2 separate regions of the Homo sapiens genome follow, and region 1 is linked to region 2. Evidence: chromatin loops called from intact Hi-C (ENCODE). Cell type or tissue: CD4-positive, alpha-beta T cell. All regions are shown on one strand. Each heading gives the region's core, and the rest is flanking DNA. Links, peaks and the distances in the headings are about the cores only. Region 1 overlaps GLS (glutaminase). Region 2 has its middle 99 kb from the start of GLS.

What was found. A loop is a pair of places that touch in the nucleus more often than their neighbours do. Peaks named below come from ENCODE experiments on the same cell type or tissue, not always from the same donor. Only the 100,000 strongest peaks of a DNase experiment are listed, where the experiment ranks them.
Region 1: a loop joins it to region 2, with 12 times the contacts of the local background. A loop is called at or near these places in 16 of 110 quality-filtered maps.

What each region holds. Positions count from the first base shown.
Region 1 is chr2:190,945,608-190,950,006 of GRCh38, forward strand. All of the region lies in intron 14 of GLS (glutaminase), which reads left to right. Among named protein-coding and RNA genes, the nearest start is that of STAT1, 66 kb to the right of the region's middle. In CD4-positive, alpha-beta T cell, for the core only: no CTCF peak of the experiment used is centred there; DNase peaks (open chromatin) are centred at 1,754 and 2,434; H3K27ac peaks cover 402 bases.
Region 2 is chr2:190,779,435-190,783,833 of GRCh38, forward strand. No RefSeq gene overlaps it. Among named protein-coding and RNA genes, the nearest start is that of GLS, 99 kb to the right of the region's middle. RefSeq lists a cis regulatory region at 2,230-2,593. In CD4-positive, alpha-beta T cell, for the core only: CTCF peaks have their summits at 2,374 (motif pointing right) and 2,577; a DNase peak (open chromatin) is centred at 2,407.

The sequences.
Region 1 (4,399 bases), core at 71-4,070, 170 kb after region 2:
TGAGCCATGATTGCAGCACGGCACTCCAGTCTAGGCAACAGAGCGAGAGCCTGTCTCAAAAAAAAAAAAGAAAAAAAAATTGAAAATTGTATGCTTTTAAGGGAGTTTATTACTTAGCAAAGTCAAGAACAGAATGCAGTTCTTGGAGGTACCATTTTGAGGTTGTATTTTTAAAGTGAAATTTCTGTAAAACAGAGCTTCTTTCCTTTATAGTAAAATTTGCTATTTGATTTATTCCTCTCTATTGAAATTACTATATGAGAACCTCCTGCATTTGTGTAAGTTTGGAAATATGGGCATGAATTTATTGAATTGCTATTCCTATAAAAGATTTTTTCCCCAACCCTCCGAATCATATCAGTTTGGATTAGTTTTGTCTATATATAGTATATTAATAACTGTGTCTCAGTAAATCTTTGGAAAGCTTAGGAATATGTGGCCTCATACTCAGACTGTCTAATTACAAAAGTAGTATAATTTTTTTTTACACATCCTTAAAAATATTAAATAAGCTCAGTAGTAAAGGAAAGAGGAAATATCTTCAATCACATACACAATACACAGGTTTACTTTTACCCTTGGGCAAGGTGATTAATTTACATATGATGGCAACTTAAAATTTTTCTTTAGCCACAGTATAATAGGTAGTATGCCTCAATTTGACCTTAAGAAAATATAAAAGCAGGCTGAAAGCTTATTTTCATTTAAAGACTATAATCTGCCAAGTTGGAGTGAAGCCTTTAAAACAAAATTGGATCTGGAGTCATGATGGTTTATTTAACAGTTGAAGAAAAGTATCTATTCCATGACAACAGATACTGTACTGAGCTGGAAATGAGAGCAGCTTATCTCAAACTAGAGGTGGTAGAAACAGAAGGATGTTTTTTCAGTTACCTGCTTTTTTTTTTCATTATAGCAGTTCCAAACAGGCTGAATTCATGTTTATATGAAGACAGAAACTAAAGATGAAAAACAGAGGAAATTTTGGTTTGGCAGTTGGTAATGGAGTTAGAAATTAAATAGTTGAAGTAAAGTGTAAAACCAGTGAACCAATTTTTCCTCCGTCTCTCCCTCCCTCCATCTTCTCCCTTTCTTCCTTTTCTCCCCTCCCGCTTTGGTCCCATCTAGGCTTCCTTCCAATATTGAGTAAAGAACTTTTATGGATTAGAGCTAAATTGATATTTAATCCGTTGGTTTCCTTCTGTGCTTTGGATAACAATCTGAGATCTATTAAGGACTCACATCATCATGGTCTAGTTGTACAGAATTGGGAATCCAGATACCTGAGTTCTACTCAAGCTCCATCACTAATTCATATGCTGTGTGACCTTGAGCCAGGGTCCTTAATCTCAGTGGTAGTAATAAATAAAATATATCTATCAACATATTTTATAACCAGCCTGTCAGGGATTTTTAAAAACAACTATAACTGTTTAAAATGTTGAATGTTTTAGGGTCATCCACTATATAAATACAGAGTAATGTGAGTATATAATTCTAATAATTGCTACTTACTCATAAGTACAGAATTATTAGGGCATTTACAGAAGTCACACAACTCAACCTTTAAACAAGCTCAAACTGAGTAGGATAATGATAGGATTAAAGACTTAGGAATGCCATGTTTTAGATGTGTAAAACTGATACACTCCCCACCTGCTTCTAGCTGTTTTGGAAAAAAGTGAGATTTGCTATGCCAAGCATGCCAGTGTTAAGTGAACTCATGTGAACTGTAACATTTTTTGTCCCACTGTTGTCATGACTTTGTACAAATAAACTAAGATAAGATTGTCTGGTTCGGGCAGATTCTGATAAAGAGACTTGATAAGAAAAATGCAGTAGTGCTGGAAAATCTACAAGATGAAGGGGAAACTGTTAACAGTTAATTTATAAATTTTAATGGCTCTCTGCCCAGGTGCAGTGTCTCTTTGCCATGGGGAGGTATACATTAAACATCAGAGCCCTTAATTTAATAGCTATTATTGCGGCTGTGTATAGTCTGTTTCTTTATAGTAAGGAATTATTTATCAAAACATAGCTTCCATGCCTCTGGCATTTACTGTTAACCCATTATTTTCTGGACTTTGGCCTCCTTGACAGGTATTTTAAAATCAATGTAACTCAAGTATCCAGTGGGGAAATAGGGGAATGAGCTTTGATCAATGGTTAGCACACCTACATCCTTTGCAAGTATTGGTGTGGAGGTGGATGACTGATCTTCTAGAGTGCCCCTCTCCTTCAGTTTGTTTGCTATGATAGGCATTCCAGAGGGTGTGTCAGCTTAGTTGGAAATACTCGTGGCGCTCTTTAACAGACCAGGAAGCAGACTGTCCCTAAATGAAATACTCCATCTGTTGTCTCAAAAGTGTTAAACTAGTTTCATTTTCTTTTGTGGCATTCTACCCACAGCTCATTTCATAATTTATGTAAACTTAAAAGTATAGGGGGCTGTTGATGCTAGAAAGAAGAGGAATTTGTGGTTTTGCTTTTAAATAGTGCCTGTGCATGGGCTGCCTCCTAGTGCTTTTCTGTTTTGGAGAGAATTACACTCACTTTGTGTTCAAGCACCTATCTTCTGGTTTGGACTAAATCCAGCTCCATAGCTAGCCTTTTGTTTTCATGGGAAGAATACCAAACTTCCATGTTAGTCTTTAATAATTTTGTTAAGGCGAGCTAGTGTTTTTCCCTTCTGATTAGTTACAAAGCCTTTGTACATTAAAGTTTCCTGATTTTTTTTTCTCATGCTTTTGAATAACAATATACTCTGAATAAACCAAGTATATTCTAAAATCTTCTATTTTGGGCCTTATTAATAAGAAATGGACTTTTAGAACGTTTGAAATGTTGAATAATGAAGTGACTAAGTGCTACACACATACTATAATAAAATCTCTTCAAACGAGCATGGTCTAAATTCAAAATTTTAAAGGGGAATGTGTAGTTCTTATATCCAGTCACTGAAACAGATGAGGCTTTATTGCTTAGAAGTACCAACATAGTTTTAAAAATAATAACTGGGTAATTAATATATTAATGGTATATACAGGGGAATTTGGATTTTTCTTAGTGGTGGGGGAAGTAAGACACACAAATGCTCCATGTGGTCATGTGTTATAGTGCCATAGTGCAGCAAAGGTAGACGGAGATTACTTTTGATTTAAGAGATTGGAGCAGAGTTCACAGGAATGGGTAAGAATAACATATCAGTGAGAAATGGGTGGGGAAAAATGATTTCAGGAGAATAGTATGCACTGTGGGAGGAAGCAGGAGGTAGATCCAGGGTTGTGGTGGGAGTGGAGGTATCTAATTGACTCTGTCCCTAGCACATGCTGTCACAGGGCACTGTGTGGGCAGCTGGCAATAAGCTACATAGATAATGAATGCTGGGCTGGGATGGCCTGGGGAAGACTGACAGCAAGGAAGGGACTTTCGGGCTAGTCTTTGAGGGAAGGGAAGGATTTGATTAGGAATCTGGGTGTTCTTAAGAGCATAGACACCAAGACAAAAACAAGGGCAGTAAGACCAATTTTGCTCTATTGAGGTTGAGAAGAAAAATTAAGTTAGCTGGACTGAAGAACCTTGAATACAAGGCTGAAGAACTTAAATGTTATCAGGAATGATTTTGGGTTTCTTGATACTCCGCTGCTTAGAAACCTGTAGTGATTAGAGCAATGTTTTGAGAATATGATTAGAAGTATGTGGAGAGGTTTTGGAGGGTGGAAGAAGGACCAGAAGCAGAGGCATCAGTTAATGATTGAATAAATCTTGTAATGATATTCAAAGATGTAAAAGTTAAGGTAGATGGGCTGGGCACAGGGGCTCACACCTGTAATCCCTACACTTTGGGAGGCTGAGGCAGGCAGATCGCTTGAGGTCGGGAGTTTGGGACCAGCCTGGCCAACCTAGTGAAACCCCGTCTCTACCAAAAACTACAAAAATTAGATTAGTGGTGGCACATGCCTGTAATCCCAGCTACTCCAGAGGCTGAGGTGGGAGAATCACTTGAACCCGAGAGGCGAAGGTTGTATGAGCCGAGATCTTGCCACTGCACTCCAGCCTGGGTGACAGAGCGAGACCTTGTCTCAAAAAAAATAAAATGCAGGGTTGGGGGCCGATAGAGGAATTAATTTTGCAATTTAATACCCAAAATTGAATATTTGATGCCTTGAGGGAGAATATTCACTTAGTCAATAGATATTTAATGAGCACCTATTATGTGTGATAGACACTGAGTTTACGGTGGGGAACAGAAAGACAAGTGGTCTCTGCCCACATGGAGCCTATATTTAATGAGAGAGACAAAAAACAAGTATATATAAAAATATATATACTTTATATATAGTTATATATAACAAATATAGTTAAAAAGGATATAGTTAACAATACAATATATATATAT
Region 2 (4,399 bases), core at 280-4,279:
TATTTTATTCACCTTCTCCTTTGAGTTGGCTTGAAATCTTCCCCATTGTGCTTTACTACCCCATAAGACGTCCATAGTACATAGATTAGTGCCTAGCACATAGCAGACACTGAACAAAGGCTAATTGAACATAAGAATCTCCAAAATGATAGGATCTTATAACTTGACAAAAACAGTCATACAAATTCCATTCTTCTATAGACAAGGAAATGATGTTCAGAGAGATTAAGTTGCTTCCCCAAATAGCACTGCTAGCTAGGGGTAGAGCCAGACATTCACATCTCCCGAGAGTTTTCTGTGGATCAAAACGTAATCATTATATGCCACGATTCTGTCTGCTGGAGTAAATAAATTGGTGTGTTTATAAACTTGAGTGCTTGTCTTTGAGGATGGAGATTTTTAAGTGTCTGTTTCTCTATTTTCTGAAATGAATCTTAAAGGATTGGTGTACCTACAAAACTACAAAACTAGTTTCACATAGCTGAGTTAACAGTTATCAACAATTATAACAGATATATATCAATGAGGGTATCATATATAGAAGTCTCTATAGGTGTGTGTGTGTGTGTGTGTGTGTGTGTGTGTGTGTGTGTGTGTGTCTGTGTAGCAGGTAAGATGGCTGAGTGTTTTGGGAATGAATTAATCCACTAGAGTTTTCCATGGTGAGAACAGATGATCTTCCACTAGGCTTTAACTCCTAAATAATTTGTTTCATTATAGAATTATTTCCATTTAGAGAAAGAAGGGAAAAGAGAAGAACTGTGTCCCTGTTTACAAACTGGGGAATTCCTAATACGCTGCTTAAAAAAAAAAAACATATTTATTAGCTTTTAGGCTGACTCCCAAAGTAAGGGTAAATCAACCCGGGGCAGTGTTTAGCCTTGTTTTATTTCAGTCCTTTTCCATGCAGCTGGTCAGTCTCCAGTAATTCTCTTACCTGTCGTGACACAGCCTTCTCTCAGAACCTCCCAAAGGTGTTTGGTAATCATTGGTCTGGATATTGTCTCTGAGCCAATGATGTGAGACCAGAAACTCTCTGTTCCTGGACTTGGAGAGTTGCAGAGGGGAATTTTTAGTGCCTATCCAATATTCTTTTTTCTCCTATCCTTACTAACATCTCCCCCATTTTGTGTGTGTGTGTTTGAGGGGGAGCTATAATGTGCTCAGGAAAAACAAATCAACTACTACAAATCAAACAAACAAAAACTACATTTCTAATTCTCCTTTGCAGCTAGAGGTTGTCATTGAACCCAGGTATAAGCAAAAGTTTTTGGATGGGGCTTTCAGGAAAGACCTTTAAAATGGAGCTGACAGTTAACAAGTGCCTTTTACCCTTTGTACTCTGCCCTTCTTCTTGACTGGATTATAGCCATGACACACTGGAGGTAGAGCAACCCTCCTGTAATCACAGGCACCTGTGAGGGAGAGGTTAAGATGTCATGGAGATATCAACATGGTCTGTCTTCACTGCTGAGCCAATGCCCGCTACCACCTACCTCTGAAATTTTTGTTACACAAGAAAAGCCCCAAATTTGTTTAGGGGAATCTCCTTCACCAGTAGCTCAATTCAATTCTTAATTAATGTAAGAGCTTAAAGAGCTCCCTGAGATAATTTGAGTCAATGAACTCCTATATATCTTATTGGCAAATTAGACAAATTTAGAGTATATGTTATGGAAAAATTCTGAGAAGCCAAGAAAATGGTGGTGATATAAATCTGAGTTTGAACATACTCTCTCCCAAAACAATAAAGAAGATCAAATGAAACTACATAAAACCCATGTCTTCTACATAACTAGAAGACATGAAATGTCCAAATTTCAAATTAACTGTAAATAGAAAAATAAACACCAAACCCCAGCAAGTTGCCTCCTCCACTCCTAATACAAGCCCTTCAGGAACCAACAAAGTCAGCTGGAGAAAATCCGTGCAGAGTAGACAAGAGGGAAGCTAGTGGTGGACCTTAGATTGATCTGAAACAACCACCAGAGAGAGAACGTCGGCGCTAAGTTTGAAAATACTGAAAAGCACACTGGTAGATCAGGCTACTTACTACTGGGAAGGGACTTAACCATATGTGCTGCATGCGAGGAGATGGTCTTGTCCCACTTTTTGTGAGAGGAGATGGTCTTGGAAGGATAAGTAAGGCATCCTGGTAAAAAGGGTCAAAGGGACCCTCTTTTAGAGGCGAGCTCTGGAAATCTTGCAGTGAGAGGGAAATTGAAGAACCTGCAAGAATCTCTTCCCTTGCAAAACTGAAGGTAGCCCAGCCCCTTCTCCCATCATTCCCCTTCCAAATAATAATAATAAATAATAATAATAAGTTCAATTTTAAAAAAGAAAGAAAAAGAAGTTATACTTTGCCACACTGACAGAAGAGGGCGCTCTTGACCTAGGAATTTTGCAACCACCCCAACCCTTCCAGCCCTGTCCACAGAAAGGCGGATCAAAGTCTTCATCTAAGCAAAATCACCAGAATAAAAAGAACCCAAGCAATTCAACTGAGAAAAATTCCTCCCCCAAATAATGGCAAAGTGGAAGAAAACTAACACAACACTGAACTGAATTCAACGTCCTCAAGCACTTGGGAACATGGAAAAACACTTCAAATTACACATTCAGAAACTAGGTACAGAAACAGACATAAAAAAAGAAGAAATAAAATAAAAGTTGATTGAACTCAGGAAAGAAATAGAAGAAAGAATAGAAAAGCCATTATAAGCATTCCTATAAGATTTTAGATAAACTGAACTAAGACATTTTACACACGCGCACACACACACCACACATGCACACTATCCTTCAAGTTACATTTGAACAATTTCTTCACCATGTAGCTTTTGGGGGTTCATCCCAATTGGATATTTTGAGACATGCAATAAATGGTTCTGCTATTATTGCTATAATCACCATTACAGGTAACTGATTGGATGAGGACAGCAAGCGAGGGGAGGGAGTCTCGAGTAAAATGTCTGAGGCAAGATAATAGTTTGTCCAACTCCAGTGTTCACCTAGGCCAATGACTTTACAGATGAGATTCAGGGAGGTTACATAATGACCCAAGCTTCCCCAGAGCCAGTTAGTGACAGAAAGCACAAGGCAGAAAGCCTCCCTCTCCTTCTCTCTCCCCTTTTCCTCCTCTTACTTCAGAGGACAATGAGTGCCTCCTCCACCCTCCAGCAACCTCAGACCCTGTCACCTCACCCCTCAGCAGGATTCCCTCTTTTATATTCACTCTCCCCTTTTCTTCCGACCAATTCTTCCAGGCAGATACTCTCTGTCACCCTCATCCTGTAAAGCAAATACTCCAAACCACCTTCCCTTGATTCTGTCACTGCTGATTTTTCTCTTATCCTTAAACTTTTTTTTTCTTTTCTTTTTTTTTTCTTTTTTTTTTTTTTTTTTGAGATGGAGTCTCACTCTGTCGCCCAGCCTGGAGTGCAAAGGCGCAATCTCCGCTCACTGGAAGCTTCGCCTCCCAGGTTCACGCCATTCTCCTGCCTCAGCCTCCCAAGTAGCTGGGACTACAGGCACTCGCCACCACGCCCGGCTAATTTTTTGTATTTTTGCTAGAGACGGGGTTTCACCATGTTAGCCAGGATGGTCTTGATCTCCTGACCTTGTGATCCGCCCGCCTCAGCCTCCCAAAGTGCTGGGATTACAGGCCTGAGCCACCACACCCAGCCATCCTTAAACTTTTAAAAGAACTTGATACCAACCGTCGGCTCTCCCTCTCAACTCACTCCTGAAATTCTTGCAATCTGTTTTCCCCCATTCTCTCCTGAGCCCACGTGCTCGGAAACTGCTGGTCACTAGCTTCTAGACACTCCTATCCCTTGTTTTCTTGGACGCACAGCCCATTTTCTCTAGTCAATTCCCCATCTACTCATTTTCTTCCTCCCTCTTAAATGTATGCATTCCCTAAAGCTCTCCACTGCCTTTTCTTTTTGCCTGCACAGCTGCAGACTGCAAATATACATTTCCATACCTATCTGTTTCTCAGGTGTCTTTCCCTTATTGTCTTCTAGACATCATCCCTGGAATCCAGGAGGCTACCTGGAGCTCAACATGTCTAAAACTGAACTCCACACCCTCTATTCAGTTCTGTACTCACTCTTGAGCTCCAACTCAGAGTCCTTGATCTATTTTTTTGTGTTCTGTACCAAATCACCCATAAATTCTACTCAAAGCATTTATTGAGTATCTGATATGTGCAGGCACTGGATATGGGCCTGGGAGTATGAGATGAGTAAGACTTGTACTTACAGACTCAGTGGAAAGTCCTGTCCAATCAACACATACAACTTTCTTTCCACATTCACTGTCATCATTTTCATTTCCATGGTCACCCTCCTAGAGCAAGCCAGCTTTACCTCTGTTCTAGACTGGTAAAGCAGCC